Regions from separate parts of the Homo sapiens genome. Here region 2 is linked to region 1. A link is an interaction called in ENCODE POLR2A ChIA-PET data of the cell type or tissue named here. Cell type or tissue: A673. All regions are shown on one strand. Links, peaks and the distances in the headings refer to the core of each region. The heading gives the core; the rest is flanking DNA. Region 1 overlaps WSCD1 (WSC domain containing 1). Region 2 overlaps PITPNM3 (PITPNM family member 3).

Region 1 (15,355 bases), core at 1-8,000:
GGGGTCAGGCTGAGTACTAACTAGCTCTCATGACCCCAGTGTGGGACCCCAGAGAGAACAGGGCCCCTATGGGTGGAGCACCAGTACCAGTAATCGCGGAGATACAGCCCTTACAATCTCCCCATGCCAACTCCCAAGACCCATCCTGCTAGTGTACAGGTCCCCAGGGGTCCTGGGCTCCCCTGGAACTTCAGCTCCTGCCCTCTTCCCCACGCCCCCATGCTTACACCTTGCTTCTGGGGCATGACTTGAATCTCCAGCTTCCCTGAGGATAGCTGGAGGAAGAAGCCAGGCAAGGAGGCCCCAGGCCCCGGAGCATGGTGTAGGAGGGGTTGAAGGGGGTGGTGGGCAGTGCACAGACTTGGTGTGGCTGGTCTTGAGGTCAGTGTCTGCATTGGCTTGGGCGGGGTGGGGGGCAGTCCTCAACCCTGCCCATGGTGCAGCCAGCCCAGCCACAGAGAAAAGAGAGGCAAGGCTGCGGAGTTTGTGGTGCCCGTAGTCACACCACACACACATTTATGGGATGTCAGACACACGGCCAGGGCCGCACACCCTGGAAGCAGCAGTCTTTGTGCCCACCTCCATCCCAATGGTCCTTGCTGCTCAGAGCATAAATGTCTGCCCGGCCCAGCATCCCAGAGTCGAACACCCTGACGAGCAAGTCTATGCCAGGGCTACACACAGGAAGCCCAGGGCCTCCCGGATCCCAGGGAGCGCACGTGTATCTGTGTGAGAGAGACAGCCAGCCAGCCTCCAGGAGCACACGGCCTGGCACCTGTGTGTTACGTCTGTGCGTGGCTGCATTTGTATCTGGGGGTGCCTGGCACACCCCACGTGGGTGGCTTCTCTGCATCAAGACGGGGCTATGAGCCTGGAGTGGTGTCTGAGTGTCTGAGGAGGTGTGGGTTCGTGGCCAGGTATGTGTGTCCATTTGTGTTCGCCTTGTGATGTGTGTCTGTTGTGTCCAGGTCTCCTTGTGCGGGAGGCAGCACCAGGGTGAGCCCCCCACCCACCGTTCGTCCCAGTGAGGCCACGGGCCTGAGCATCAGAGTGGGGAGCGCAGCCCCGTGGTGCGATTGCGTCACTCAGCGGGGGCGGCGGCGTGGGCCAGGCCTATCATCTGGGCACATACTCCCTGGGCAGCCCCGTCCAGTTGTGGTCACGCAGGGCTTGGTCCACCGTCCGGATGTAGCCATTGATCAAGTCTTTCATCTCCGGGGTGAAGGGCTCAGGGTCGTGGGAGCGCCGGCCGCGCCGCCGGAAGCTGCCCTCCTTGTTGTTCTCCACGCAGAGCAGCCGCTCCTCGCTCACAGACACGTTGAGGAAGGCCACCATCTCCCGTAACGTGGGCACCAGGCTGCGCCGCAGCTCCTCGTAGTGCACCACCAGCAGCCGCTTCCCGTACTTGAGCCAGTCCAGGACGTGCGAGGACCACCACGAGGCGTAGCTGTTGACAAAGTCCGGCCACTCTAGAGTGAGGACAGGAGAGATGCAGAGTCGGGGGCTGGCCCTGCCAGGGCTGCCGGTCCCCGGGGGGCTGCTCGGGAGAGGGAAGTGGGCAGGGTTTTCCACTGTCCACTGCCTAGAGTCAACCTGGCATTCCCCATGGAGGAGGACCCTTTGGTGGCTGAGCAGTGTGTCCGTGGTGGGTGGGGGCAGCTCTGGGCATCCTGGTGGGATGAGGACGCTGTGCAGCCTCCATTTCCCATCCCAGGTCCTCCTATAAAGCTAAGTCAGCGTGATGCCTGATGGGCAAATACGCATCTTGTGGTTTGATTGCCAGTTTGAACCTGTGAAACTGCAGGGCAGTAGGACATACAGTGAAGCCACAGACGGGGTGGCCTCGGACTTTTGCAGGTAATCTACTTTATGAGCTTTCTTTTCCAGCAAATTAAGAAATTAATTTTGGGGGAGGGGTGTGCAGGGTCCAGATATCAGAAATCATCCCAATAAAAAGTTTCCATTATTGGGCTATTAACACACCTCAAACGCCGTCTGAAGCGTTTGCTTTCTCTAATCTTCACAATGACCCTAGGAGACAGGGCCTATCCTTGTTTTTAATGTGAGAAAACAGGCTCAGAAGACAAGATAAGCAGCTTTCCCGGAGTTATACGGCTCATAAGAGGCAGAGGAGGCGTCAGAGATCAGCCTGCCTGACTGTCGGGGGCTGTCTAAGTAAAGGATGATGGGGGAAGGGGAAGACTAGAGGCCGGCAGAGGCCACCCACTGGGTGATCCAGTAACAAGTGGACAGGAGCACAAGCTGGTCTGGCCATGGGTCCTGTGACTTCTCTCACCCCACCCTGCCTGGACACTGCTTTGTTTCTGACCAACTTCATTTCACATCACTTACCACCCAGACTCTATTCGTCACCACCCAAAGGCTCAGCTGTGCATGCCTCGAGGGCAGAGACCCTGACCTCATCAGCCTGCGCTCCTGGTACCTTGCCCCATGCCTGGCACCCAGGAAGACTTCAGCAAGTGTGAGTCAGAAGACTGATTCCATGAATAAAGCTGCAGTGGGGAACAGGCCAATCTGACCCAGAATCAGACACTCTGGATGTTGGGGCCCAGATGCTTGTATGCCCCCCAAATTCACAGAGAGTCCTAACCCACCATATCATGGTATTAGGGATGGGGGATTTGGGAGGCGATTAGAGTCAGATATGGTCATGAGGGTGGGGCCCTTGTGATGGAATTAGTGCCTTTATCAGAAGAGTCACCAGAGAGCTGTTGGGGACATGTGAGGACACAGTGAGAAGGCAGCTGTCTCCAAGCCTGAAAACAGGCCCTTCCTGGGAATGGAATTAGCCAGCACTTTGATCTTGGACTTCCCAGCCTCTAAGACTATGAGAAATAAATGTCTGCTGCTTAAGCACCACCCCCTGCCCCATCCCCCAGTTTTGTGGTATTTTGTTATGGCAGCCAGAGCTGACTAAGACATTGGGTGTGAGTCCCAGCTCTGCTGCTCACCACCAAGGCCAAGTCCTGCAGCCATGTTCTCTGGGCTCATCTGGAATGTAGGGCTGATGTGATTTCCCCACCAGACACTGTGAAGAGTCAGCAAGAGGCAGCTTAGGAGGGAATTAACATGCTGAGCTCTGACCAGAGACCAGGCAGGCACATCATCTCACTGCTCCCTGAATGCCCCACAAGGTGCAGGTCTCATTCTATAAAAGAGGAACCTGGTGCTGAACACAGAGGAAGGTGCAAAGCAGGTCCATGTGCACCCCATGTGCTCTTCTCCCAGCCCTGCATGAGCTCCTGGGCAGAAGCAGAGATGGAAAGGGGTGCATATCACCCCACTATGCACTCATGGAGGCAGAGAAGATTCTTGGTAATCAAGCTGGCATCTAAGTAAAATGCCTTGGCGTATGGACCTCAGCAGGCATGGGGGGCAAGGGGAGGAGGTGAACTCAAGCCCAGGCACAGCAGCACTAAGTCCCTAGCAGGATGGGGTTTGAGTGCCTACCTGTGTATACTGATCCTGCATCCTGCAGTGCCTACCTGTGTAAATTGATCCTGCATCCTGATGAGCAACCTACCTGTACTGACAAGCCTCCCACCCCCACCGCAAGGTCCTTGATTACCTTTGCTCTTCCAGTTGCGGTCAGCTGCATATCCCAGGTGCCCGGCACATTTTCTGTTGAATTCTGCCACCAGGGACCTGTATGGGTTCCGGATTAGCAGGATGGCTGAATCAAACATCTCAATCTCCCTCCTGCCACTCTCGTGGGTTTTGACACAGATGGTGCGTCGGCTCCGCCAGTGGTCCTTTTCGCCCTTGAACCCTGCAGGGAAAAATGAGAGGGTCTCTGTGGAAGATGGTGTCCATGGGGCACCCTACCATAGCAGCAGACAGATTGGGTAAAGCTGGCATCAGGGGCATAAGAGAGGGCCCATGGAAGACACAGAGGACACTGAGAGGACCTATGGATGGTGATAGGAACGGCCTCCACAGGAGTGACCCTGTCCAAGGGAAAGTGACAGCAGGAGTTATCTAACAGTGGGGAAAGATGGCATCTGCAAGAGAAATGAGATGAGGTATTCCCTGAAGACCTCCAGGAGTCAGAGGGCAGAAGACCCGTCATTGCAGATGCACGCATATGTTTTGGGCATCTTCATAGAGATAATTTTACACAAGCATTACAAACAACCTTTGATTTAACCATAGCTGCAAACATAGCTGAATGAAGAGACTAAGGCACAGAGTGAGCATGGGACTTGCCCAAGATCACACAGTGCTGTGAAAACAGCGCCAGGGCTCTCTCCACATGCCACCGTGTGTCTCTGTGAGACCCCCAGCCTCCTCTCACCTCCCCACAGTCAGGGCAGGATCCTGATTTACAGATTCAATGGCTGTGAGCAGGTATAGATCCACCCTCTGACCTGATGCCATGGTTCTATGACAGGGCCCAGCCTTGCCTCAGAGCAGGTCTGGTCAAGGCCTCATCCACAGTGCTTGAGCCTGGCCCTGAGGACCCAGGGCCCAATTTCTATGAATGGAGACTTGTTCCCATTGATCAGCCCATCGGGGGCCCTCTCTTTCCTTGGTCCCTTGCTATAGTACTGGGCACTCAGAACCTGAATGACTGACTACTGGCAGAGAAGGCCAGACTCCGCCCATTCATCCAGAGCCACACATTTATCAATGAAGGTTATTATGTGCTCACTATGTTAGACTTTATTTTGGGGACAGAGGGTTAAGACTCAGACCTTGTCTTTAAGCTTATGTTCTAGTAGAGGAAATAGCCTAAGTGCAGGCTATAGGGGCTTATGGAAACAAAGAGCAGGGATCCCAAATAGTGGGATGTCCTAGAAGACTTCCTGGGAAGAGGTCTCCTGAAACTAGTCTCCTGGCCACACCCAATGTAGCCCATGCTCCCAGCCCTGAGACATGTTCCGTAAGTGCTCATGTGCTTATCTTGGGCTCTTGGAAACAAAATGAGTCCTACCACCTGCCCCTCTGCAGGAATTGCTGGAAAGCATTTGTATCTGCAGTGAGCACTGAGGGACGCTTTGATGCCTGGAAAATGCAAGTCTCTTTTGAATCTGGAAGTCCGGGTTTACCCACTGAAACTCAACAAGCTTCAAACTTATCTCTGCCATGGGCCAAATACCAAAAGGCCTCGCTTTGATTCATTCTGTCAAACAGCTGGAAAATGCTATGAAAGGAAGAGTCAAACTGGAATGAATAAACTTGAGATCTAGTCTTTAACAACCCTGAGACCCGGGGTGCCTTCCATACTGCCTCCGCCTCTTCCAACAACAGCTATTCTGCCTTGCAGCTCAGACCACATTCGACCTACCACAATAGATTTGGTGGTTGGGCATTGGAGATGCCTTGTGAATTGTGCGTGTGTGTGTGTGTGTGTGTGATCACTCTGTCAGTGCTCTGAGGCCACTGGCCACATCTAATGGTCTTGTAAGGCTCAAAGATGTGTGTGAGGTATCTCTAAAGCATTTCTGAGGCAGTGTCGACCCAACCTCTATAGCTGGCAATATCAGTCATTGGGCCGCTTACCATATGTAGACCAAAACAGCCAGCTGCTTGAATAAGGTAAGGGCCTTGGAGATGAACAAGGTGGGTAACTGCAGCCTGGGCACAGTGGGTGATTCCTAGGGGACTAAGCCAGAGTGGACAGGGCCATGTGCTCATGTGGCCACTTCCTCCCTCACCTGAAGATGCCTGTAACACTCGAGGTTCCCAGGGAGTACAAGGCTGGGTTATATGGACAACTATAGCTTTTCCCCAGAACCAAGATTGTTATAAGTGATTCCAGAGCCCAATCCCAAGCTTGGGAAGTTTCTGCTTCTCTAGGATGTTACTGACAGTATCAACTTTCCTACACCAAACTCTGGTTAAGAAATCCAGAGAAAATGGGCTAGGCATGGTGGTTCACTCCTATAATCCCAGCACTTTAGGAGGGTGAGGCAGGCAGATCAATTGAGGTCAGGAGTTTGAGACTAGCCTGGCCAACATGGTAAACCTCCCTGTCTCTACTAAAATACAAAAATTAGCTGGGTGTGGTGGCAGGTGCCTGTATTTCTAGCTACTCGGGAGGCTGAGACAGGAGAATCGCTTGAACCCAAGAGGCGGAGGTTGCAGTGAGCTGAGATTGTGCCATTGCACTCCATCCTGGGCGACAGAGTGAAAGTGAGACTCTATCTCAAAAAAAAAGAAAAGAAAAGAAAAGAAAAAAGGAAAGAAAGAAATCCAGAGAAAATGCTTGACAACAGAGAAATACATTTTAATACATTTTTGCCAAATTTGATGCCAATGGACTTGTCTGAGGTTTTTCATTCTTAAACAAAACACAGTCTTCAGCCATTTAACTTAATTTCTCTTATTTCTACAAGGGAAAGATTACAAATCAAAACTCTTAAAAGATTTTTGGACATTTTTTATTACATTTTGATGAACTAGTTCTTGCCTCAAAAAAGGAATGAGCAGATTAAATCAGTTTCACCCCTAATTATTGAGGGTTCTAAAAATTAAGGAAAATTCAAGAAATGTTTACAGAGAGAAAATTCAAGCTGCTAGTCTTTCTCTTTGAATCCAGAATAGGCACGATCTCATGAAGTTCCGCTCTAAGTGGGGTCCTCGGGCTGCCTTCATCAGGGTCACCTGGGAGCTTGTTAGAAATGAAAATTCTCAGGCCCCACCTCGGACTACCTGAATCAGACTGTCAGGGGTGTGGGCCAGGACCAAGTGATTCTCTTTTTTACTTAAAAATATTTTTATTAAAAAAGAATGAGTTCATGTCCTTTGCAGGAACATGCATGAAGCTGGAAGCCATCATTCTCAGCAAACTAACACAGCAACAGAAAACCAAACACCACATGTTCTCACTCATAAGTGGGAGGTGAACAATGAGAACACATGGACACAGGGAGGGGAATATCACACACAGGGGCCTGTTGGGGGGTGGGGGACAAGGGAAGGGAGAGCATTAGGACAAATACCTAAGGCATACGGGGCTTACAACCTAGACGATGGGTTGGTAGGTGCAGCAAACCACCTTGGCACATGCATACCTATGTAACAAACCTGCACATTCTGCACATGCATCCCAGAACTGAAAGTAAAATAAAATAATAATAAATATAAATATATTTATTATTATTTTAAACTGATGCATGATAAGTGTACATCTTCTTTATGGGGTGCAATGTGATATTTCAATGCATGTATACAATGTTTAATAATCAAATCAAAGTAATTAGGATATCCATCGCCTCAAACATTTATCATTTCTTTGAGCTGGAAACATTCAAAATCCTCTGTTCTGGCTACTTGAAAACATACAATCAATTATTGTCAACTGTAGTCACCCTACAGTGCTATAAAACACTAGGACTTATTCCTCATATCTAGCTGTAATTTTGTATCCTTTAACCAACATCTCCCTATCCTGCCCTCCCTCCTACCCTTCCCAGCCTCTAGTGACCACTATTCTACTCTCCACATCAGTGAGATCAACTTTTTAAGCTTTGACATATGAATGAGAGCATGTGGTATTCATCTTTCTGTGCCTGGTTTATTTCACTTAACATAATGTCCCTTAGGCTCATCCATGTGGCCGTGAATTACAGCATTTAATTCTTTTTTTTTTTTTTTTTTTACGGCTAACTAGCCATTGTGTATATGTACCACATTTTAAAAATTCACCTATTGATAGATACTAAGGTTGATTCCATACCTTGGCTATTGTGTATGGTGCTGTAATAAGCATGAGAGTACAGGTATCTCTTCAACATACTCATTTCCTTTCCCTTGAATATATACCCAGCAGTGGGATTGCTGGATCATATATATGACAATTCTACTTTTTTTTGAGGAGCCTCCATACTATTTTCCGTAAGAGCTGTACTAGTTTACATTCCCACCAATAGAGTATAAGAGTTCCCTTTTCTCCACATCCTCTCCAACACTTGTTATTTTTTGTCTTTTTGATAGTAGCCACTCTAACTGGGGCGAGATGATATCTCATTGTGGTTTTGATTTGCATTTCCCTGATAATTAGTGATACTGAGCATGTTTTCATATACTTGTTGACCATTTGTATGTCTTCTTTTGATAAATGTCTATTCATATCATCTGTCCATTTTTAAATCAGATTCTTTTGGGTTTTTGTTGTTGAGTTCCTTATATACTTTGGTTATTAATCCCTTGTTGGATGAATAGTTTGCCAATATTTTCTCCCATTCTGCAGGCTGTCTCTTCACTCTGTTGATTGTTTCCTTGGTTGTGCAGAAGTTTTTCACTTTGACATAATACCACTTGTCTAATTTTGCTTTTGTTGTCTGTGCTCTTGAGGTCCTATCTCAAAAGCAAAAACATCTTTGCCCAGACCAATGTCCTGAAATATTCCCCGTTTTCTTCTAGCAGTTTAATAGATTTGGGTCTTACATTTAAGTCTTGATTTTGAGTTGATTTTTGCATAAGGAGAGAGATAGGGGTATATCTTCAGTCTTCTGCATATGGTTATCCAGTCTTCCCAACACCATTTGTACAGCCTCAGTCTTCTGCATATGGTTATCCAGTCTTCCCAACACCATTTATTGAAAAGACTGTCCTTTCCCAAATGTATGTTCTTGGCATCTTTGTCAAAAATGAGTTGGCTGTAAATGCATGGATTTATTTCTGGGTTCTCTATTTTGTTCCATTGGTCTATGCATCTGTTTTTGTAGCAGTACCATGCTGTTTTTTGTTACTAAAGCTTTGTAACATATTTTTAAGTCAGTAGTGTGATACCTCCAGCTTTGTTCTTTTTGCTCAGAATTGCCTTGGCTATTCAGGGTCTTTTGTGGTTCCATACAAATTTTAGAATTGTTTTTTTCTGTTTCTGTGAAGAATGTCATTGGTATTTTGATAGGGATTGTATTGGATCTGTTGATTGCTTTTGGTAGCATGGTCATTTTCCCAATATTAATTCTTCCAATCCATAAATATGGGATGTCTTTCCATTTTTTTGTGTGTCCTCTACAATTTCATAAGTGTTTTATAGTTATCTTTGCAGAGATCTTTCATCTCTTTTATTAAATTTATTCCTAGGTATTTTTTCATAGCTATTTAAATGGTACCGCTTTCTTCATTTCTTTTTCGGGTAGTTCACTATTGGTATATGGAAATGCTACTGATTTTTGCATGTTTATTTTGTATCCTGTAACTTTACTGAATTCATTTATTGGTTCTAAGGGTTTCTTGGTGAAGCCTTTAGGCATTTCTATATGTAAGATCATGCCATCTGCAAACAGGGACAAGTGGACTTCCTCCTTCCCAATTTGGATGCCCTTTGTTTCTTTTTCTTGCCTAATTGCTGCATAGGACTTCCATTACTAGGCTGAACAGACATGGTGAAAGTGGGCATCCTTGTCTTGTTTCAGTTCTTAGAGAAAAGGTTTTCAACACTTTCTTCATTTAGTATGATACTAGCTGTGGGTTTTTCACATATGGCCTTCATTGTGGTGAGGTACGTTCCCTCTATACCTAATTTGTTGATTGTTTTTGCCCTAAAGGGATGTTGAATTTTATCATTTATTTCTGCTCTGATCTTCATCATTTCTTTCCCTCCAGTACTTTTGGATTGGCTTGTTCTTGCTTTTCTAGTTCCTTGAGGTACGTCATTAGGTTGCTTATTTAAAATCTTTCTACTATTTTGATGTAGGCATTTATTGCTGTAAACTTTTGTCTTAGAACTTCTTTTGCTGTATCCCATAGGTTTTGGTATAAAATTAAAAACACAGTTGAGAGCTTTTGTAACAGACTAGATCATTAATTTCATTCATTAAAAATTCATTTTAATTATTCAACTAACAGATTTGTTTGGTTGTTTGTATGATATCTATTTCTATCGAATTTCTCATTCGGATCATAAAATGTTTTCCTAATTTCATTGAATTGTCTATTTGTATTCTCTTGTATCATGCTGAGTTTCCTTAAAATCATTATTTTAAATTACTTTTCAGGTATTTCATACATTTCCTTTTCTTTGGGGTCTGTTATTGGAGAATTATTGTGTTTCTTTGCAGACGTCATGTTTCCTTGCTCTTTTTTTTTTTTTTTTTTTTTTTTGAGACGGAGTGTCACTCTGTTGCCCAGGCTGGAGTGCGGTGGCATAATCTCGACTCACTGCAACCTCTGCCTCCCAGGTTCAAGCAATTCTCCTGCCTCAGCCTCCTGAGTAGCTGGGATTACAGGCGCCTACCACCGCGCCCAGCTAATTTTTGTATTTTTAGTAGAAATGAGGTTTCACCATATTGGTCAGGCTGGTCTCAAACTCCTGACCTCAGGCGATCCACCCACCTCAGCCTCCCAAAGTGTTAGGATTACAGGCGTGAGCCACTGCGCCTGGCCTCCTTGCTTTTTCATGTTTCTTGTGTGACTGCATTGATATCTGCACATCTGGTGGAACAGTCACCTCTTCCAATTTTATGGAGCAGCTTTCATAGGAAAAGACTTTTTCTAGTAGATGTATCCTATAGTGTGGGTTGGGTAGCATGCTTAGGTTTTGGTTCTGGGTGGTGGAGTAGTGTAGTCTCAGTGTAATTTCTTTGGCTGTAATCAATATCAGTGGTGTCTGCAAGTGCCTCAGTGGCCTAGATCGTGGGTGTTTGTGGATACAATGGCGTAACTTTGTTGTGGATGGGGACCACCAGGCGGGCTGGTCTTCAATACCTGAAGGGTGAGTATGGCACACAGTGGCTCCACCCACAGGTGACTCTTATGTACACTCAAGTTTGAGATGCACTGCTCTAGTGCTCTGAGAAGCTTGGCTGGCAAGGTGACAGTTTGGTCACCGGGAGCTGCCTTCCATCGTCCCCTGTAGCTTTGACTTACCTTTGTTGTAGAGGGTTCCATCAAAGTAGTAGCTCCCTGTATAGAAGCCAGTGGCATGCTCAATGAGGTGCCGTGCCCATGTGTTCCCGGCTCCTGGGAAGCTTGACAAAGCCACAAACACTTTGGATTTGTTAGGCAGGAACCTCCTGTCTGTACAACGAGTGTCTGAAAGTCCAAAAGTCATCACGGGGTTACTCACTTCCATTATGACTCACCAATTCACCACTAAACTCCCTTAGAGGAACTGATGAACGAAGACTCCCATTTAATAGATGGGGGAACCAAGGCCCAAAGAAGGGAAGAGATCTTCCAAATATACCTTAGCTGCACAGGTCTGTGGCCAGTCCGAGAAAGCCCCGTAATGAGGCCTGCAATACTGCAGTGCAGGAGTAAGATGGGAATCAGACACCCTATGGACCCTCGACTCCCATTCTGTCTCTATGGCCACAGCCAAACTCTTGCTCCTGACATAGCACAGATAATTCCAGATTCTAATAGGGGAAGTGGGTGGGGATTGAGGCTAGGCTGAGCAAAGTAACACACCCAGGTACTGCCAACAATAAACCAGAGCTGGACTAATGACAGGCAAGTCATTCGTTATGTCTCATCCCCAGGGCTGCTACAAGGAGCACATGAAATCACCAGGGGAAAGCCCCAAAACATCCAGGGCCATGCTGGGTCACAGTAGGCACTTGATAAAGGTGGTAACATCCCTCGTCCCCGGCTCTTCCTTTCATCAGTTCCTAAGGTCAACAGGGGCAGACCTGATGCTCACACCAAGGAGGGTTCCCAGGTCCTGGAGGCACCAGTGGCCCCTGCAGCTCCTGGGATCTCATTCTTCCCACGCCTCCCAATCCTACCACCTTTCTGTTGCTATCTCTCTAGGACCTGCCCCTCTCTGTTCATCCTCTTACCATTGTCATCTCCAGAGAGACTTAGATAAAGGGTCCAGTGTTTTTTAAAGTGAGTCCAGGATTCAGCCTCTGTGGAGGGTGGAAAACTGACCCTCCCCATTATCTCCAACACCCATCAAGATGCCAAGACCTTTACACAGACACATGCCATACCTCATAACTGCATGCTTGGCCATGACTGGCATCTCCAAACCCTGGAAGCTCTCCCCACCCCCCAGACCAAATGCCACTACCAGTCGGGGATGCAGAACCCACCTTGCACAGGTGTCTGGTAGACCTCACAGTATTCTGCCAGCCTCTGTGCCTCAGGGTCCTGGCCACATACTGAGCTGTCCATGGCATCCCGCAGGTTGAACCGGGGGGTAGGGTAAGCACAGTAGCATTCCCAGCCCCTGAGAATGGCCAAGGGGAACTCCTGCCAGGGAACGATAAGAAGAGAAGCACACTGAGTGAATTTGAGGGTCATGCTTCCCAGGGCTCAGGAATGGGATGAACATGGACGATGTATTGCCAGCTGTATCTGTATGGAATCCACAGGGATGACCACCATCCTTCCACCACTGTGCTCTGTGCCCAATTCCAGGGGAGACAAAGATCAACAAGATGTGAGCTTCAAGCAGCTCAAGTAGCCCATGTTCTTATAAGCACAGCCCTACTTGGTTGGTTCCTTGACAAGTCAACAGTATGAGCAGCAATATGACTGAGGGATGAGCGACGTGCAGAAAGCAGGGGGCAGAGGCTGGAATCATGTTTTTGAGATTCCAAGGCATTTGTCAGGAGTGCCAGAGATAGAAATGGCACTCTGGGCAGGGGCATCCATATGAGTGGATGTCTGCATGGCACAGAGCGGGGCAGATCAGCTGACTTAGGGCATCCCCAAGGATCCACGTGTCACACCACTAATGAACAGACCTCAAGCCCTGAGAGAGGACTGAGATTCGATTCCCTCTGGTCTTCCTTGGCCAGCCACCTCCCTGGAAAGAGACTAAAACCAACTCTCATGCCAGATGTCCCACTGCAGGGTGCAGAGATTCTCATACAGTCATCTTTCCAAAGATGGAAGGGGTGGAGAAGAACAGACTTTGTTCCCACCCAAGATGCTCAGCCCAAGGAGGATTCTTCAAAATGGAGGGGGGCCCTGTCAGGGGTAGGAGAGAGGAGTCGTCTCACTCTGTGGGCCAGCCCAGCTCCCAGCAGTCTCTTAAGTGGGTCCTTGTTCCCCTTTGGGGAGGCTGCACCACACACTGAAGAGAGCTGGCATCCTGAAGGTGTGAAAGTGAATTCTAGCTCGCTTGCTAGGCACCCTTGAGCAAGGTGCCTAACTTCTTTGAATTTCATCACTGAAAAAAGTAATAAAATCTGCCTTGTAGGTTTAAGGTGAGGGCTGAATGAGACAGGTCCAAAGTGCCCAGCACCGGGCCTGGCATGCTTCCAAGGAGGAAGAGGTCATTCTCGACCTCCCTAACTCTCTGGGCATCAGCTGTGTCTTGCTCAAAAATGTATCCACCCACCTCTCCCACATGTATGGGAGAGTCCTCACTCTGCCCCAGGCACTAGCCCCTTTTCATCTCTTCCTTCTCTGCATCCTACAGTCGGGAGATGCTAGGACTTTTGGAGCGTAGAGAGATGAGAGAGTAATCTGTGAGTGTGTGTGCCAGGGAGGGAGGCAGTGGGTGGAGAAAACTTCTCACTGCTAAGGGGAACACTGCACAAACCTTTTTATTTTTTGCTCACAGCAAAAATCTCATAAATAAATAAGAAAAAGAAAATCAATAGCATTTTTTGAGCATGGCTAGGTAAAGCTGAGGATTTGGGCACTCATAAAAGACAACAGCCTGTGTCCCATGCAAGCGAAGATGACGCAGGGCCTGGGGCATTGGCGGGAGGGCAGGTATCTTTGGAGGGAGTCAGGGGAAATGCTGTTGGAGGTTGCCCCCCACTGTCAGGCTGTTCTTATAAGTACAGGCCGCATGCTCTCCTAGGTGCCAAGCAGCCCCCAAGGAAAGCCTCTCCCGACTCTCCTCGTCCTTCTTCAAGCCAAGGAGGCACCTGCGCTGTGAGTCAGTGCATGATAGGCTATTGAGCCTCGGTAGTACGTCCAACTAGACCCATCCTCACGGCCCCTACACCACTCTTCTATGGAAAGCGAGAGCTGGGGCCTGACCCTCAATCTCAACACTGCTGGCTTTTCCAGAAGCAAGTTTCCCCGGTCATGTGAATTCATGAAAGGCAACTTCAAGAATTGCCACCTCCGGCCTCTACAGCTTCATCCACCCTCTATCACAAAACCCTCATCCCACCTCATTCCACACCAACACCTTCATCACAGGGAGCAGCAGAAACAAGCAGCCCGGATGTCCACGGCACACGGCGGCCCATCTGTGTCTCAGGTACCTCTGTCCATGCTGGCTGCTATGGGCTGAACTGTGTCCCCCAAATTCATATGTTGAAGTCCTAACCCCAGGGCCTTAGAATGGGACCTTATTTGGATGTAGGATCTTTTTTTTTTCTTCTCCTTTTTGAGACAGAGTCTCACTCTGTTGCACAGGCTGGAGTGCTGTGGCAGGATCTTGGCTCACTGCAACCTCTGCCTCCCGGGTTCAAGCGATTGTCCTACCTCAGCCTCCTGAATAGCCGGGATTACAGGTAGCCACCACCATGCCTGGCTACTTTTTGTATTTTTAGTAGAGATGGGGTTTCACCACGTTGGCCAGTCTGGTCTTGAACTCCTGACCTCAGATGATCTGCCCGCCTCAGCCTCCCAAAGTGCTGGGATTACAGAGATAATTAAGTTCAAATGAGGCCATCAGGGTAGGCCCTAATCTAATACGACAAAGGTCCTTACAAGAAGAGGAGGTTAGGATACAGCCAACACACAGACCAAGGGACAAGCACACAAGGACACAGTAAGAAGGCTTCCATCTGCAAGCCAAGTGGGGAGGCCTCGGAAGAAACCAACCCTGCTGAGACCTTGATCTCAGACTTTCAGCTTCCAGAATGAGAAAATAAATGTCTGTTGTTTACACTGCCCAGTCTGTGGCACGCTCTCATAGCAGCCAAGTTGATGAATGCAGTGGTTTCCTTGCTGTTCCCTGACTTCTCCACTCATGATCCCACCTCAGGGCCTTTGCACTTGCTGTTCCCCCTGCCAGGAATGCCCTTCACCCAGATACCCTCATAGCTCTCTCCCTCACTTTCTTCAAGTCACCTTCTCTGTGGGGCCTTCCCTGGCCACCCCCTTTTCAAGTTGCAAACCCTTCCCACCATCACCACCACATGCTATTCCCTCACCATGCTTTACAGTTTTGTGTACTAACCTATCTGATGACATGCTCTGATCCCAGGTGTACCATTCAATCAAGACAGGCAGCACATCGGTGACACCGGAGGCCCCTCTCCCCATTCACCATCCTCCTTCCCTCCCCAGAGCAACCACCTTTCAGATTTCTATCACCATGGATTCGTTTTATCTATACTGGAATGTCATATAAATAGAATCACCCAGCACATGTTTTTTGTGTGCCTGGCTTCTTTCATTCAGAAAAACATTTGTCAAATCCATTCATGTTGTTATCTGTGTCTGTGGATCATTCCTTTTT
Region 2 (15,355 bases), core at 3,745-11,744, 370 kb before region 1:
TCCTTAGCTCAGTATGCTTAGAGGTGAGTTGTTTTTTGCAATGGGCATGTGCAATTTCACTGTGGTCCAATTTATTTAATCTGTCCCCTACTGGTGGACATATAGGTGCTTCCTGTCTTTTGCTGTTGTAAAAGCAATGTGGCAATGGTTAGCACTGTACATATGTCCTTTTGCACATGGGCTTGGAATTGCTGGGTCAAAGGCATTTTGCATGTTGAATGACATTGCCAAATGGCCCTTCACAGAGGCTATACTGATGTTTACTCTCACCAGCAATGAATGAAGAGATCGTTTTTCCACACCCTGGCCCATAGTGTGTCACAACTGCCAGTCTGACAGGTGGAAAAAAAAAAGTTGTCTTAGGGTAATTTCAATGAGCCTTCCTCTAGTTTAGGGTTCTAAGGTTGAGCACCTTTTTCCTATGTGTGAGAGCCATTCCTAGGCCCTGTGCTGGATGCCGCACACACTTGGCAGGGGTTACTGTGCAGGTGCGCATGGGCTGGAGTGTGCCACTGCATTCCTTTGTGTATGTGCTGTTCCAGGCAGGGCCAGGGTGGACTTGACAGGGGATCATTAGGGGGTCAGGCTAACAGCCTAAGAAGTTCCTGCTATGAGTAGCCTCTTCCCACTCTTTCTTCCCTGCCAAGAGTCTCCCTGAGGAGGCAGGGCTGTGGCGTGAAGGGATTAGTAAGAGCAAAGAGACCATTCCTTTCTTACTCCCCTCCTTCAGGACGATGAAGAGCCCTGACCTGGTGACCTGGGTTCAAGTACCCAGCCCTCCACTTACATCTTGAGAGAAATCACTTTACCTTTCCAATCCTTGGTTTTCTCATCTTTAAGATGGGGAGAGTACTCCTGACCTCACAGGATGAATGTGAAGATTGCCTGAGACACCGGATGAGGACTAGAAACTCAGGACCAGTCTTAGGGCTGTGTTTGTTGCAAAGGAGTCTGTAGGGGAACACCAGGGTTTGGGATTTCATGTCCCTCTAGCATCCCTGTGTCGTGGTGGCAGAGTTTTCTCATGGTTGTATACCTGGAAATTTCACTGGGCCCGATTCAGGATGGCACCTCTGATCTGAACTGGGATCCCCCATGAGAACTGTTCCTCCGAACTAACCCCGTGTTCACTTGGGGTATCTAACAACATGTTCTCAAGGGGCAGGGTTTAGGGCATAGGCCCTCGCAAGGGCCAGGCCCTGGTCTGGGGTAGTGTCTCTGTGAAAGGCTCACTGGGCCGTTGAAGGTTTGAACACATCACCTTAGCCTGGTTAGTCAGATGAATCCAGGTGGACGTGATTAGATTCTGACCCTGAAAGCGTTAAGGAGTCATGGAGGGACCTCAGCCACCAGCTCCCCCAGACTCTGGATGAAACTTCCCTCCCCAGCACCCTGCTACGTGGTCACTTATATAACTTGCTTGTCTAACCTCAGTGAAGGAGAACAGCCTGCTTGCAGGTCAGCACAGGTCACTCTTGAACTGTTGTAAACATTTCCTAGGTTGTGCTAAAACTTGGAATGGCTCTCCAGAAACCACCCCAACCCTTATTTGTCCTGGCTTTGCCCTCTGCTCCCTTGACCCACACGAGGCTCAGCATAGATTTGCAGGCAGCTGCTGCTCTTCTCCAGGCTGGGTCTCTCAACCTCCTGAGCCCCTTTCTATAGCTTTCCTGCTCTGTTATTGGGCATCAGACATACCCTCAGCAGGGCCTGAGCTGCAGGGGCAGGGCAGGGATGTCTCCCTCTCATTTTGAACTGAGATCTCTGGTTTGTGCAGCCTTAGAGGTTGAGAAGTAACTGTGGCAGCCCCACTACCCTGACTCAAGCTGTTTGTAGCCTTTGGTCATGTGACTGATCTTGGGCACATGACCTAGGTCTTTGTCATTGACCCGACCTTGGTCACATGACCTACTCTTGGTCATGTGATCCCAGGGGCTTGAGAGATCTTTGAAGGCAGATGCTGTGTCTGATTGGTCTTGGTGTTTTCAGCCTTGACACAAGTTTGGGCAATAACCAATAGGGTGGGAATAGGCAAGTGGTATTGAGTTCATTGTTTTTTTTTTTTAAGTCCTTGGAAGGCTTACTTTATTTTTATTTTATTTTATTATTTTATTTTTTGAGATAGGGTTTCACTCTTATTGCCCAGGATGGAGTGCAACAGCAGGATCTCTGTTCACTGCAACCTCCACCTGCCGAGTTCAAGCAATCCTCCTGCCTCAGCCTCCCAAGTAGCTGGGATTACAGGCACCCGCCACCATGCCCAACTAATTTTTGTATTTTTAGTAGAGACGGGGTTTCACCATGTTGGCCAGGCTGGTCTTGAACTCCTGACCTCAACTGATCCACCCACCTTGGCCTCCCAAAGTGCTGGGATTATAGGTGTGAGCCATGGCGCCTAGCCTCGAGTTCATTTTTAACCCAAACACAGGATCTTAATTCACTCATCATGTTCCACATTTATTCTTTCCTTCCACAAGCATTTCTTATCCTTTTATACTCCCTCATTAGCCTGTCAGCTCCTGAGGGGAGGACAACATTTCACACTTTTTTCTTTGTAGTGTTTGTATTGACTAAAATAGGAGGTTGTGGCTGGTTTTAAAATGTTCTTGCATAGGCTGGGCACAGTGGCTCATGTCTGTAAACCCAGCACTTTGGGAGGCTGAGGTGGGCAGATCACAAGGTCAAGAGATCGAGACCATCCTGGCCAACATGGTGAAGCCCCGTCTTTACTAAAAATACAAAAATTAGCTGGGCATGGTGGGGGGGCGCCTGTAGTCCCAGCTACTGAGGAGGCTGAGGCAAGAGAATTGCTGGAACCCGGGAGGTGGAGGTTGCAGTGAGCCCAGATTGCGCCACTGCACTCCAGCCTGGTGACAGAGTGAGACTCTGTCTCAAAAAAAAAAAAAAAAAGTTCCTTGCATAAACATGACACATACTTGTATTATCTATCCAATAAACATTCATAAATAGTTTTAAACTAAAAGAAATATGGACTCCTTAGAGAAAAATTGGAAAATAGATGAAAGTAGAAAGTAAAATATATATATATATATATTACAGTTGTGAGCCATGGCGCCTAGCCCCTCTAGTTCATTTTTAACCCAAACACAGGATCTTAATTCTTAATTAATTCTTTATTATATATATATATATATATATTCCATTGTCCCAGCATCTAGAGAAAACCACTGTAAACATTTTAGTGTGTTTCCTTCTAATATGAGGCCCCAAGCTTCTTCCCCCACCTCCCCCACCATTATTTAGATTGTCATTTTTCCTTTTCTGCAATGCTAGGAGCTGGGAACCTGCAGAGGAGGGTGGCCTGCAGTCTGGCTGCTGAACAAGCTCAGTGGCTTTTAAGTTTCAGTCTCTTGAAGCCCTCAGGAGCTGCCTAGGGACAGGGATGTGCTGGAGTGAGGAAGGTGGGCTCTGGGCCCCCCAGCCTGCTTCAGCCAGAGCCGATCCACTTTCATCTTTGCAAATTGGGCTCCTAAGGGAACTTTCATTGGCTAAAAATTTCCCCTGTTTTTAAAAAAGTTTTAAAACCTTCAGAACAGCTTCACGCTGTTCCATCCGCATCTGCTACTGGCTGTTGGTCCCCACATCTTGTGTGGCCGCAGGTTCCCATTCATGAGCCCACATTCCTTGAGCTCAAGTGGTGAGAGCTATGGGTTCCTTAGATAGTTTCTTATTCTGCCAGTGTGTTCCCCTCCCCAGATGCCCCTAAGCCCTTGGCATTCCCTTGAGCTGCTGGTCCAGCGACCCTATCTATGCCACATGCTATGATGCAGGGTTAGCGAGCTGGTTCCAAGAGTACCTATCAGAGCTCTGGGAGCCACTGCTCCCCTCCCCTCCCCTCGCCTCCCCTCCCCTCCCCTCCCTTCCCTTCCCCTCCCCTTTCCTCCCCTCCCCCTCCCCTTTCCTCTCCTCCCCTCCCCTTTCCTCTCCTCCCCTCCCCTTTCCTCCCCTTCCCTCCCCTCCCCTCCCCTTCCCTTTCTTTCTTTTTTTTTTTTGGTGACAGAGTCTTGCTCTGTCTCCTAGGCTGGAGTGCAGTGGGGCCATCTCGGCTCACTGCAACCCCCGCCTCCCAGGTTTAAGTGATTCTCCTGCCTCAGTCTCCCAGGTAGCTAGGATTACAGCTAAATACGTGCCCACCACCACGCCTGTCTAATTTTTGTATTTTTAGTAGACAGGGTTTCACCAGGTTGGCCGGGCTGGTCTCGAACTCCTGAGCTCAACTGATCTGCCCACCTCAGCCTCCCAAAGTACTGGGATTATAGGCATGAGCCACTGCGCCCGGCCCCACTGCTTCCTTTTCTAAGGGTCCTCAAAGCGTTTGTTTATTAATTTGCCCCAGGACTTGCCTAGGAATCAACGCCAAGCCCCTAGCTGGAATCAACCACTTTGAAAAGCAAAGTGAAATTTGCCGCCTGCAGCTTTTTGGTTGCTCTTCCTTTCTCCATAGCCTCTCAGAGTGACTCCATCATTGTGACTCTGGGTCCCCTTCAAGGTCCTAGTGCCAAATTCTGCTGGGTCTGGAGGCTAGCACTCACAGAGGGCACTTATGCTTGGACTCATAGAATCTCAGACTGCCTGACTCTTACCGGGGAATGTAGGCAAACCCCTCCTTTTGCGGTGGTTTGCAGAGCGTGTCTGAGGTCACCCTCTGAGTAGAGGGTTAGTTTCCCATCCGAGGACTCTATCCAGGGCCTGTCTCCCCTGTAAGTCTGTGTGTGTCCCCTTCTTTCTGCATGTGTGTGTCATGCGGGCTCACCTGGGGAATGGGGGCTGTGGATTGAGTCCCCCAGGTGCTACTGAATGAGGCTGTAGTTCTTCCCAGATGTCATCTAGGTATATGGATGAATCCCACATCACAGCAAAATAGCAAAGCCTTTGACTTCCAGGCAGGGCCAGGGTGGACTTGACAGGGGATCCTCAGAGCATAACATGTCTTTTTATTTTTTTTTTTGAGATGGAGTCTCGCTCTGTCTGTCGCCAGGCTGGAGTGCAGTGGTGTGATCTCGGCTCACTGCAACCTCTGCCTGCCGGGTTCAAGCGATTCTTCTGCCTCAGCCTCCCGAGTAGCTGGGATTACAGGTGCGCACCACCATGCCCAGCTAATTTTTGTATTTTTAGTAGAGATGGGGTTTCACCATGTTGGCCAGGCTGGTCTCGAACTCCTGACCTCGTGATCTGCCTGCCTTGGTCCCCCAAAGTGCTGGGACTACAGGCGTGAGCCACGGTCCCCGGCAAGTAACGTCTTTTTAAATGGGGAATGAGCTTGACTGAAAGGGCCTAACAGTCTAAGAAGTTCCTGCTCCTCATAGTAGCCTCTCCTCACTTTTTCCTCCCTGCCAAGAGTCTCTCTGAGGAGGCAGGGCTGAGGGGTGGAGGCATTAGTAAGAACAAAGAGACCATCCCTTTCTTACTCCCCTCCTTCAGGATGATGAAGAGCCCTGGCCTGGTGACCTGGGCCGGTTTAGGCAAAAAAAAAATAAAAAAAAACCTTATGTTTCCACCCATGTATGAGCTTCCACTAGCTTACAGAGGATTAGATACTTTTGTAGCTACTTCTCAGGATGTGCCACATGGTCTCAAGCTGGGCCCAGCTCTGCTTGGTTGATGCCAGGGGTGACTAACGGGGGGTGGGAGTGACTGCCAAGGATGGAGGAGGAGACTGAGTGTTTGGCTTTAGCCAGTGGGCCCTCAGCATCCACCCCTGTGGACCCCAGAGGTTGGTAGCAAGAGAGAGGGAGACAGCTATGCTCTCCAGCCGAGCTGGGGTGATGCTTTGCTTGGGGTGCTGAGTGTGTGGGTGATGACCTTGGCTTTCGTCTCAAGAGCAGTGTGGCGCATTGGTAATTAGAGGGGATGATCACGATTTGTACCTCTCCAAGGCTGTGATTAAGCAAACATAGGCTCCATTCTTCAGGCATCAAGAGCAGCCATGGTGAGCTGGGTGGACCACCTCTCCTGATGTGGAGCTAGTGGGGCACTGGGAGCTGGCACTGCGGTAGCTGGCCTGTCTCAAAGCCTGTCAAAAAACACTGTCACAAAAACAGCTGTGGGCTCCCCCACCCCAAATCTGGGCACTGCAGGGACCCAGCCTGAATAGGGACATGCAAACAGAAATTAACAGGAAGTGGGAAGAAACAGGCAGCCTAATGATGAGGTCCTGGGGTCCCCTTTATGTGGCTCTCCACCCCTTAGGACCCCCTGCCAGCTGCTCTTGTCACCAGAGTCCCTGAGGAAGCCTCTAGGGGTGGAATTATGAAGCCCAGGCCAGACTCTTCTAGAATCCCCAGAGGTTCCCAGGTACCAGTTCCTGTGAGTACTTTGAAGCAACGTGCTTCTCAGTGGATGATGCTTCCCTGAACCTGATTTCTCCTGGGGGTTTAATGGCACAGAGATGTCTCACAGGATGTGTGCATCCTGGGATCTTCCAAAAGGTTTTCACAAAAGTGCCATCCTAGTCCCTGAAAACTGGTAAACTCTATTCTCAAGGGGCCCACAGTCTGATGGGGAAATAGACGAGTAAGCCAGGACCAGTGCCGCATACTATGGGATAGCCATCTTTGCCTAGATAGATCAAAGACGGCTTTCTAGAGGTGATAGCCATTGAGCAGGGTTTTGCAGGACAAGTAGGAGTTTGCCAGTCTGCAAAGGGAGGAAGGGCTTGCAGGCAGAGGGCTCAGCATGAGCAAAGGCAAGGACGAGTGAAAGAGTTATGTCTTGTGGGTGAGTCAGAGCCAATGGCCCCAATTATCATGGTAGGAATGTCTGGCTTTTAGAAGAGCAGAGACCTGTGGGGAAGGTACAGGGAAGGTAGCCTACGGCTGCCCCTGCTTGTCTACAGGGGCCTCTGCTAAGATGAAGACGGGAGGTGTGCCTTTCTGTGGGGAAGCTCTGGTCCTGTTAGTCAACTCTCAAGGGGCCAGAATCTGAATCTGGCAGGCTAGATCTCCCTTCCTCCATCTCCCAGAGCAAAGCATTCCTGGCTTTTGTGCATGGAAAGGAAGCAAGGCTCTGTCCCCAAACAGCGTAGGAGGTGAGACTCTTTCCTCCTGCTAGGGAGGAGTGAGGGATACTGAGGACAATCCTGCCCAGTCTCTGGCCTGAGGCTCCCATCCCCACGGAACCAGGCACGGCCTCAACATCGTTGGTGGCCAGGATGCAGCAGTCATCCACCGATTTGATGCCCAGAGCATCACATGGGTCGCGAGGGAGCTGGCTCCAGACAGATCAAAGATGGAGGTGCTCCTTGGCCTTTGTAATGGGTGAGGGCGCAGAGTCCAGCCCCCACCTAACAGAGGGCATCGTGCCCAGGAGACAACAGGACCCTCATGTCTTCCCTGCAATGTATTTATAGCCTTGCCATAGTAATTTGTGGCAATCACAGCATTTAATCCTGTAATCACACTGCAAACAGGCGCCCAGCCCAGCAAGGCCGAGGAGCATGCCAGGGCTCAGGGAGGGACTTGGCACCAGGGCAGGCAAGTGTGGAGGCGGCAATGTCCCCATCAGCCCATCTTGTCAGCTGTGGTCCTGGCTCTGTGCCCTGGATGTCCCCTGGATAATGATAATAATAACAATAGCCGCTAACCCATGTGACACTTCCTGTGTTCCACACCCTGCTCTAAGCCCTTTATGCATATGAACTCATCTATCCTCACCACCACCCCATGGGGTAGCTGCTTTTATTATCCCCATATTCCAGATGAAGAAACTGAGACACAGGTCACACAGCTGATAAGAGCCAAGATGTGAACTCAGGCGTTCTGGATCCAGGGTCCGTGGCTTTAACCACGCTCCTCCCAGCCCTAGAGCCAACCTCAGCCCTGCCATCACTCCTGGTTCTTCTTGACTCACAGCCTGCCCCAGAGCCGCACACACAGCCGCACACACCATGAAGCATGAGCGCTTTGTCTCAGGGAAGCCACACTCAGACCCTCTCCCTCCTGGTACTAGTTCACGTGGTGGAAAGGGGCCTGGCAGCGGCAGACCTGGGCTTTAACCTTTAAGGTACGTGGGGCAAGTGACATAGGTTGATTGAGCCTTGGTTTGCTCATCTGTAAAATGGGGCTAATAACAAGATCATTCAGACTCAGAGAGTAATTGTGGGGACTAGAGAGGATGAATCATGTAAAGCACATAGTGCCCAGGACATAATAAGTGCTTAACAAAGCTGAGCTGTTACTGTTGTCTTGTGTTATCATCCTGTCCTGAAGAGAGAGCCAGGGTCTCCTCTAGCCAAGCCCAAGGCAAGGTCTTTAGTAAGTTAGAAATTAGGCAGGAGAGCCTAGCCAATGGGAAGAACTAGGAAGTGCTGGGCACAGCCGGGCCCCAGGACGAGTTTTCCCTCTTCCTCCATCATTTAGGAAATGATTTCCTGTCTGTGTGGGCAGTAGCTCGGAGCTCATAAAGCAGTTACCCTTTGACTGGGATTGTGTCTGTGAGGACAGAATATTTCAGAAATGCTCTTCCCTGCTGAGAAAAGCTTCTCATTTGCAGTTCTTTGTAGAGGTACCCTCCCCTGGGGCTGGTCATGGTGAGGGGATGTTGACAGGGTGCCTAGGGTTGCCCGCAAAGCCCCTGGAAGGACCCTCCCCAGATGTGACTCCTAGAGGGGAGCAGCAGGCTCTGGTGGGGGTGGGGTGTGAAGAAGGCAAGGACCATCTTCATCTAGAACCTACGACTTTAAGAGATGAGCCAGTTCCTCCTCCCTGAAGACAAACAGGTGGTTCAGCTTGGCTGTAGGTTTTAGCCACACACGGGAGGTAGCATCCATCTCATGGGGGAGGAAGGAGAGGAGCTGAAGGCAGCCTGGTGGCAGGAAGGAGGCCTCAGAGTGCAGGTATCATTTGGGTGGGGGCTCAGGGGTGGCTGTTGGATGCCTTTGAAGTCTCTCCACCCAGGAGTCCAGTGTCATCACATTCAGGAGTGTAGGTGTTAGATCAGGGGTTGACAGACATTTCTGGAAAGGGCCAGATAATAAATATTTTCAGCTTTGTGAGCTGTAAGGTGTCTGCTGCAACTGCTCTGCTGCTGTAGCACAAAAGCCGCCTGCCATAGACAATATGTAAATGAAGGAGCCTGAGTGTGTTCCAATAAAACTTTATTTACAAAAACAGGCAGTGGGGCAGATTTGGTCCATGGCTGTGGTTTACTGAATTCTGTGTTAGGTAAATGAGAGCTCAGGGAGGGCTGGGAGCCAAGAAGGACTTCTTGAAGGAGGAGGCGTTGAGCCCAGGCTGCTGAGAGGAGCAAGGAGAGATTTCTGGCAAAGGCCAGCTTTACCCTAAAGCTCATGGGCAATGCCAGTAATGTTTCAAATGCCGACCTTAACTCTCTGGGAGTCTACCTTCCCTGGAAAGTGGTCCCGTAATTCAAGCCTCTATTATTTCTCTGTTAACTTCAAACAGATATTTTTTTTTTAAGTATGTATCCAGCCATATTAGGGTTCTGCGGAGAAACCGACCGAAAGGATATATACACAGATGTATAAAAAGAGACTTATTGGCCAGGCATGGTGGCTCACTCCTGTAATCCCAGCACTTTGGGAGGCCGAGGTGGGCGGATCACTTGAGGTCAGGAGTTTGAGACCAGCCTGAGCAACATGGAGAAACCCCGTCTCTACAAAAAATACAAAATTAGCCAGGTGTGGTGGCACACACCTGTAATCCCAGCTACTCGGGAGGCTGAGGCAGGAGAATCACTTGAACCCGGGAAGCGGAGGTTGCAGTGAGCCGAGATTGCACCATTGCACTCCAGCCTGGGCAACAAGAGTGAAACTCCATCAAAAAAAAAAAAAAAAGAAAAGAAAATTAAAAAGAGACTTATTATGAGGGACTGGCTTTCGTGCATGGTTTCGTGATGATGGAGGCTGAGAGGTTCCCTGACCTGCTGTCTGGAAGTCGGGAGGCCCAGGAAAGCCTGTGGTGTAGTTCCAGCCCAAGCCCAAAGGCCAGAGAACCGGGGGAGAAAATGGCACGAATCCCAGTTCAAGTCCTAAGGCCGGAGAAGCGGGAGTGCTGATGTGTGAGGCAGGAGATGGAAGTCTGAGCTTGAGAAGAGTGAATCCTCCCTCCCTGCAGCACTTTGTTCTGCTCAGACCCTCACGGACTGCACGGTGCCCACCTGCCTTGGTGAGGGCAGATCGCCTCATTCACTGCTTCAAATGCCAACCTCTTCCCAAAACACCTCACAGGTAGACCCAGAGAACATGTTTTACCAGCTCTCTGGGCACCTCTCAGCCCAGTCAAGAGTGGGTGCGTACGCTTTGCCATCACACCAGCTCTTCTAGTTGTTCTCAGCGGGAGGCTTTGCTCAAATCGCTGTCCATAACTGGAAGTGGAAGTCCTCAGGTGGTACTCACCCTTGCTGCTGTCCTGGTGAAGAAACGCAGGCTAGTTCCTTTCGAGGAAGCCCCTCCTTTCAGGAGCACCATCCGCGATGGCCTCACTCTGCCACCCTCCCTTTTCCTTATGAGGAGAAAGGGTTTCATGTTGTGTTGGTTTCAGAGGCAGGGCCTGGATGGGGTGACTCTCCCTAGCTCCAGACTCTAACTTGAGCTCACCTGTGATGTAAGCCAAGGTCTCACCTTTAGGGCCAGCTGGGCCCAGGGAGTGTCTGGTCACTGTAGGGAAGCCTGGAGATGCTGAGCTCCCCTCTTTCCCTCTGCAGGAGAACTGTACCGGGTTTCCTTGAGAAGACAGAGGTTCCCAGCCCAGGGAAGCATCGAGATCCACGAAGACAGCGAGGTAGGCTGGGCTTCGGAGGGTGTCTGGGCTCAACTCAGAGGCCAGGATTTTAGCAAGAGCCCTCGGATCATAGGCGGCCTCGTTTTCTTCCAGCTCTTCGTCTGACTTGCTGTGTGACCCTGGGTGGGTCTGTGTCCTTCTCTGGGCTTTGGGTTCCCATATGAACAGGAAGCATCTCTTGGGACTCTTCCTGCCCTGACATCCCTCCTGGCAGCCCATGTCCTTCCCTCACTCTGAATGCACCAGAGGTTCTATCACACAGCAGGGTGTATTAGAGCTGAGACTGCTCCTCAGATTGCAGCTGAGACAGGCTGGACATAGTGCCTGCTTCTCTGGCCTCAGTCTCCCCGTGTGTGCGTGTGTGTGAGTGTGTGTGTATGCGCACATGTGTGTGTGTGTCCCTGTGTGCCTCCCCCGACCCCAGCCGCCTCTCTCTCTGTATTCCAACCGCCTTGGCTCTCAGGAAGGCTGCCCGCAGCGCTCCTGCAAGACACATGTCCTCCTGCTGGTCCTGCATGGGGGAAACATCCTGGACACGGGTGCCGGGGACCCGTCCTGCAAGGCAGCCGACATCCACACCTTCAGCTCCGTGCTGGAGAAGGTCACACGAGCCCATTTCCCTGCTGCCCTGGGCCACATCCTCATCAAGTTCGTCCCCTGTCCTGCCATCTGCTCTGAGGCTTTCTCGCTTGTCTCTCAGTGAGTCCATTTCTGCTTGTTTGAACTGGTTGGGGTTGGTGGGGGAACTAAGTGGAGGGGCTCCCCCTGCAGCATGGACCCCGTGGGCAGGTGGGTACCTGCAAGGACTCTCTGGGGTGTCAGATCGTGACGAAACACAAGCATCCCTGGTGGAAGGTGTGGGAAGAGTCCTCTGCCTGGGCCTGGGTGTGCTGGGGTCCCCATGAAATCTTGATCCACTTCCAGTGTTCAACAAGCCTGATCTGTTTGGCCCAGATAAAGACACTGAGTGTTGGCCGGGTGCGGTGGCTCACGCCTGTAATCCCAGCACTTTGGGAGGCTGAGGTGGGCGGATCATGAGGTCAGAAGATCAAGACCATCCTGGCTAATATGGTGAAACCCTGTCTCTACTACAAATATAAAAAATTAGCCAGGTGAGGTGGCGGGCGCCTGCAGTCCCAGCTTCTTGGGAGGCTGAGGCAGGAGAATGGCATGAACCCAGGAGGCGGAGCTTGCAGTAAACCGAGATTGCACCACTGCACTCCAGCCTGGGAGACAGAGTGAGACTCTGTCTCAAAAAAAAAAAAAGACACGGAGTGTTGAGAGTTTAGCTAGTTTCCCCCAGGGTCGCCCAGCCCATGGAGACAGGAGTCAAACTCGGCCACACGATTGCAGCCAAGTAGGAATCTGAAAAACACGAATGGTGTTTTTCCTTTGCTCTCACACCATAACAGTCAACACAGAAGACTTCCGGGCCACATGTGAGGGGCTGTTTCCATACACACCAAGCAATCAGTTCTGCTGTGGACACCAGCTGGGTGCCCTCCAATTCAATTCTGCCTCTGTCTACCTGGAGATAGCATCAGATCCCACGGGGTGAGAGCTTGGTCCCACAAGACTGCCCCAAACTTCTGACACCGATACCATGCCCCAGTTTGTTTTATCTGTGCTGCTGACAGCCCAGCTTCAAGCTGGGGTTCTCACAACCCTGTCACTGGGTTCAATTAATTGCTAGATCGGCTCACAGAACTCAGGAAAATGCTGAATCACATTTACTGGTTTATTATAAAGGTTACAGATGAAGAGATGCATAAGGTGAGGTATGGGGGAAGGGGCACGGAGCTTCCCTAGGTGTGCCAGCCACTAGGAACCTCCACGCGTTCAGCTCTCCGGAAGCTCTCCTGTCCTTTTGGCCCTTTAATGGAGGTGTCATTGGCTAGGCATGATTGACAACATAGATATGTGGTTGGACAGAAAGGGGCTGACACTCAGACCAAGTCGGGAAACCCAACAGGGCCTGTCTGCTCAGATTCTTCTTGGCCTCTGCAGCATTCCTTCCTCCTGGGTATGGGGCAGGACTCCTTCTGAAATGAGGGTCTCATGACCTAAATCAGACAACGGAGATCAGAGAATTTCTTCACAGCCAGCTCAAGGAGGGCAGGAGAATGTCAGAGAGAGAGAGAGAGAGAGACAGAGAGAGAGAGAGAGAGAGAGAGACAGACAGAGAGAGAGAGAGAGAGAGAGAGAGAGAGAGAGAGAGAGAGAGAGAGAGGTTCTGTTTTCCTAGGGCTAAGTGCCCCAACATTATAACAACGGCTATGGGAGCCAGGAACTGTGGACAAAACCTATCTATGTATTCTCTCTCTCTCTCTCTCTCTCTCTCTCTCTCTCTCTCTCTCTCTCTATCATTCTATTCTGTTTATCTATCTATTCATCCATCCATCCGTCCATCCATCCATCCATCTGTCCATCCATTATCTATCTATCTATCTATCTATCTATCTATCTATCTATCTATCATCTGATCTATCTACCTCATAATATCACAGTGCTCTGATGGAGCATAATATCACAGAGCACAGGGCACTGTGGGCTCTCTGAGAAAGGCCAGAGAGGACTTCCTGGAGGAGTGACTTTTGGGTTTGCATACCACGGCTAAGTGTGTGGGCTCTCAGGCCGCCTGGATTTGAGTCCTGGCTGTGTGGTCTGGGGAAGGTGTTTAACTTCTCCTTGTCTCAATTTCCTAATCTGTACAATGAAGGTAGCCATAGTAAATAACCTCTCAGGGTGGCTGTGAAGAGTCTGTGTGCTAATGTGTGTGAAGCACTCAACACAGTGTCCAGAATGTAGAAAGCACATAGGGATGCCAGCCTTGGGAATGCCAGCCTTGGGGATGCTGACCTTGGGGATGCCAGCCTTGGGGATGCCAGCTGTGGGGATCTAGCCATGGGGATACTAGCCTCAGGGATACTAGCTATGGGGATGCCAACCTTGGAGATACTAGCCATAGGGATGCCAGCCTTGGGGATACTAGTCTTGGAGATACTAGCCATGGGGATGCCAGCCTTGGGGATACTAACTGTGGGGATGCCAGCTTCGGGGATGCTGGCCATGACTCACATCATCTTCCTCCTGGCTGGAAGAGGGGCTCTCTCTGCAGGTGGAGAGTGGGCTGGGGAGAGAGACTTCCAACTCGCAGCAGGGAACCCAGCTGGTGGGGAGAAAGGAGGGAAGGATGTGTCCACAGAAGGGCTGGTTGAGCGCTGGGCAGCTTGCTCACTGCTGACGCTGGCACATCCTTGCCCACTGTGGGCCCTGGCACCTGTGGGGGACAAACTGAGGGGACCTCCAGGGTATGGGGCCTCTGGGAGCTCCACCCACTGCTCCAGGCACTGAGGGCTGCAGTGCTCCCCTCCTGCCTATCCTGTTGAACTAGCTAAAGGTAGGTGCCTGGGGCCGGGTGGATACCTGGGTTCTCAGCAGTCATATGTGCAAAAATGACCCAAACGCCTACAGGGCCCAAATCCTATAGGCATTCGGCAGATCACTGGGGCTGGCAGCTGGAAGCTTTGGAACTTTCAGTCAGGGGCAGGAGGGAGGCCTCTGCACCTCTGTTCTGCCTGTCCCCCTCACAGGACCTCGCCAGAGACTTGGGGCTGCTGCAGAGCCCAGCCCTCAGGCAGAGCCCTCATACCCCGGGGCTCCGGAGCTGGGAAGGGTGGGAAGAGGTCCCCAGCAGGGTGCCAGGTGTGTGGGGCGCACCGCACTCCGAATTCCCCAGGAGAATGGGAGCCGATGTTCTCAGCCAATTGTGGCTCTGAGGAGGGCTCAGTGCGGGGAGGGCCAAAGTCCCCTGCCCTGGAGCTTCCAGCCAGTCAGGAGAGAGCACGGGCAAGCCCCTTCCCTTCCCTGGGCCTTCCTTTTCCCCCTCTAGATTGGGGGAAAGTCAGAGACTCTGATTTATCTGCGTTCCTTGGACACCAACAGGAATTGCAGGCAGATCTCAATCAGAGTTGGAAGGAAGGAAGATTAGGTCTGTAATTCCGCAACCTGGCTAATTGCCCAAATCCCTGGTGTGATTCTTGTTAAACTGCGAGATGTCCAGGCCTCCCTCCAGCAGTGGCTGATTCAGGAGGGAGGTGCCCCGGAATCTGCATCTTTGACACCTGCTCACTGCTGAACTGGTGGCGCAGCATGTTCCCTTGTCACTCTGATAGTCCAGGACTTCACTGTGCTAGTTCATCATCCGTCTCAGGAACCCCTCTACCTGTCCCCAGGACATCTGACCTCCAGAGCTGGGTCACCCCTATCTCCAGGAAGACGGATGGCCTGGCCATTCATTCATGGGGCCAGCGGGAGGGAGCTTAGTTCTCCCCCAGGCAGCTCCTTGCCAGGGCCATTCATCACCCCATAATCACGGCTGGGAGGGAGCTCTTTCTCAGCTAATTAAAATCTCTCCGGCTGCAATCGAGGCCTGCTTCCTCTAATTTGTGTTCTTTGGAGATGAGGAATGGCTGACAGGGCCAGCCTTGTACACCACGAGGACTCTGCCACCTGCTGAGAGTGCTCCAGCCCTGTCACCTGCCCCAGATTCTGTCGAGTCCCAGTGGGATGTGCACTGGGCTCCATCAGCCTGA

Evidence for each region. Peaks named below come from ENCODE experiments on the same cell type or tissue, not always from the same donor. Only the 100,000 strongest peaks of a DNase experiment are listed, where the experiment ranks them.
Region 2: POLR2A ChIA-PET joins it to region 1 with 8 read pairs; 2 of 35 experiments call an interaction of 5 or more read pairs at or near these places.

The regions. Positions count from the first base shown.
Region 1 is chr17:6,106,423-6,121,777 of GRCh38, reverse strand. It overlaps WSCD1 (WSC domain containing 1), which reads right to left. Exons shown (of 9, transcript NM_015253.2): 6 at 12,012-12,171; 7 at 10,843-11,007; 8 at 3,590-3,790; 9 at 1-1,469. The coding sequence ends at 1,117. Among named protein-coding and RNA genes, the nearest start is that of WSCD1, 44 kb to the right of the region's middle. RefSeq lists a silencer at 13,278-13,450. In A673, for the core only: no CTCF peak of the experiment used is centred there; no DNase peak of the experiment used is centred there; H3K27me3 peaks cover 2,093 bases.
Region 2 is chr17:6,479,621-6,494,975 of GRCh38, reverse strand. It overlaps PITPNM3 (PITPNM family member 3), which reads left to right. Exons shown (of 20, transcript NM_031220.4): 5 at 10,684-10,760; 6 at 11,224-11,459. Among named protein-coding and RNA genes, the nearest start is that of PIMREG, 43 kb to the right of the region's middle. RefSeq lists an enhancer at 1,544-2,045. In A673, for the core only: no CTCF peak of the experiment used is centred there; a DNase peak (open chromatin) is centred at 7,515.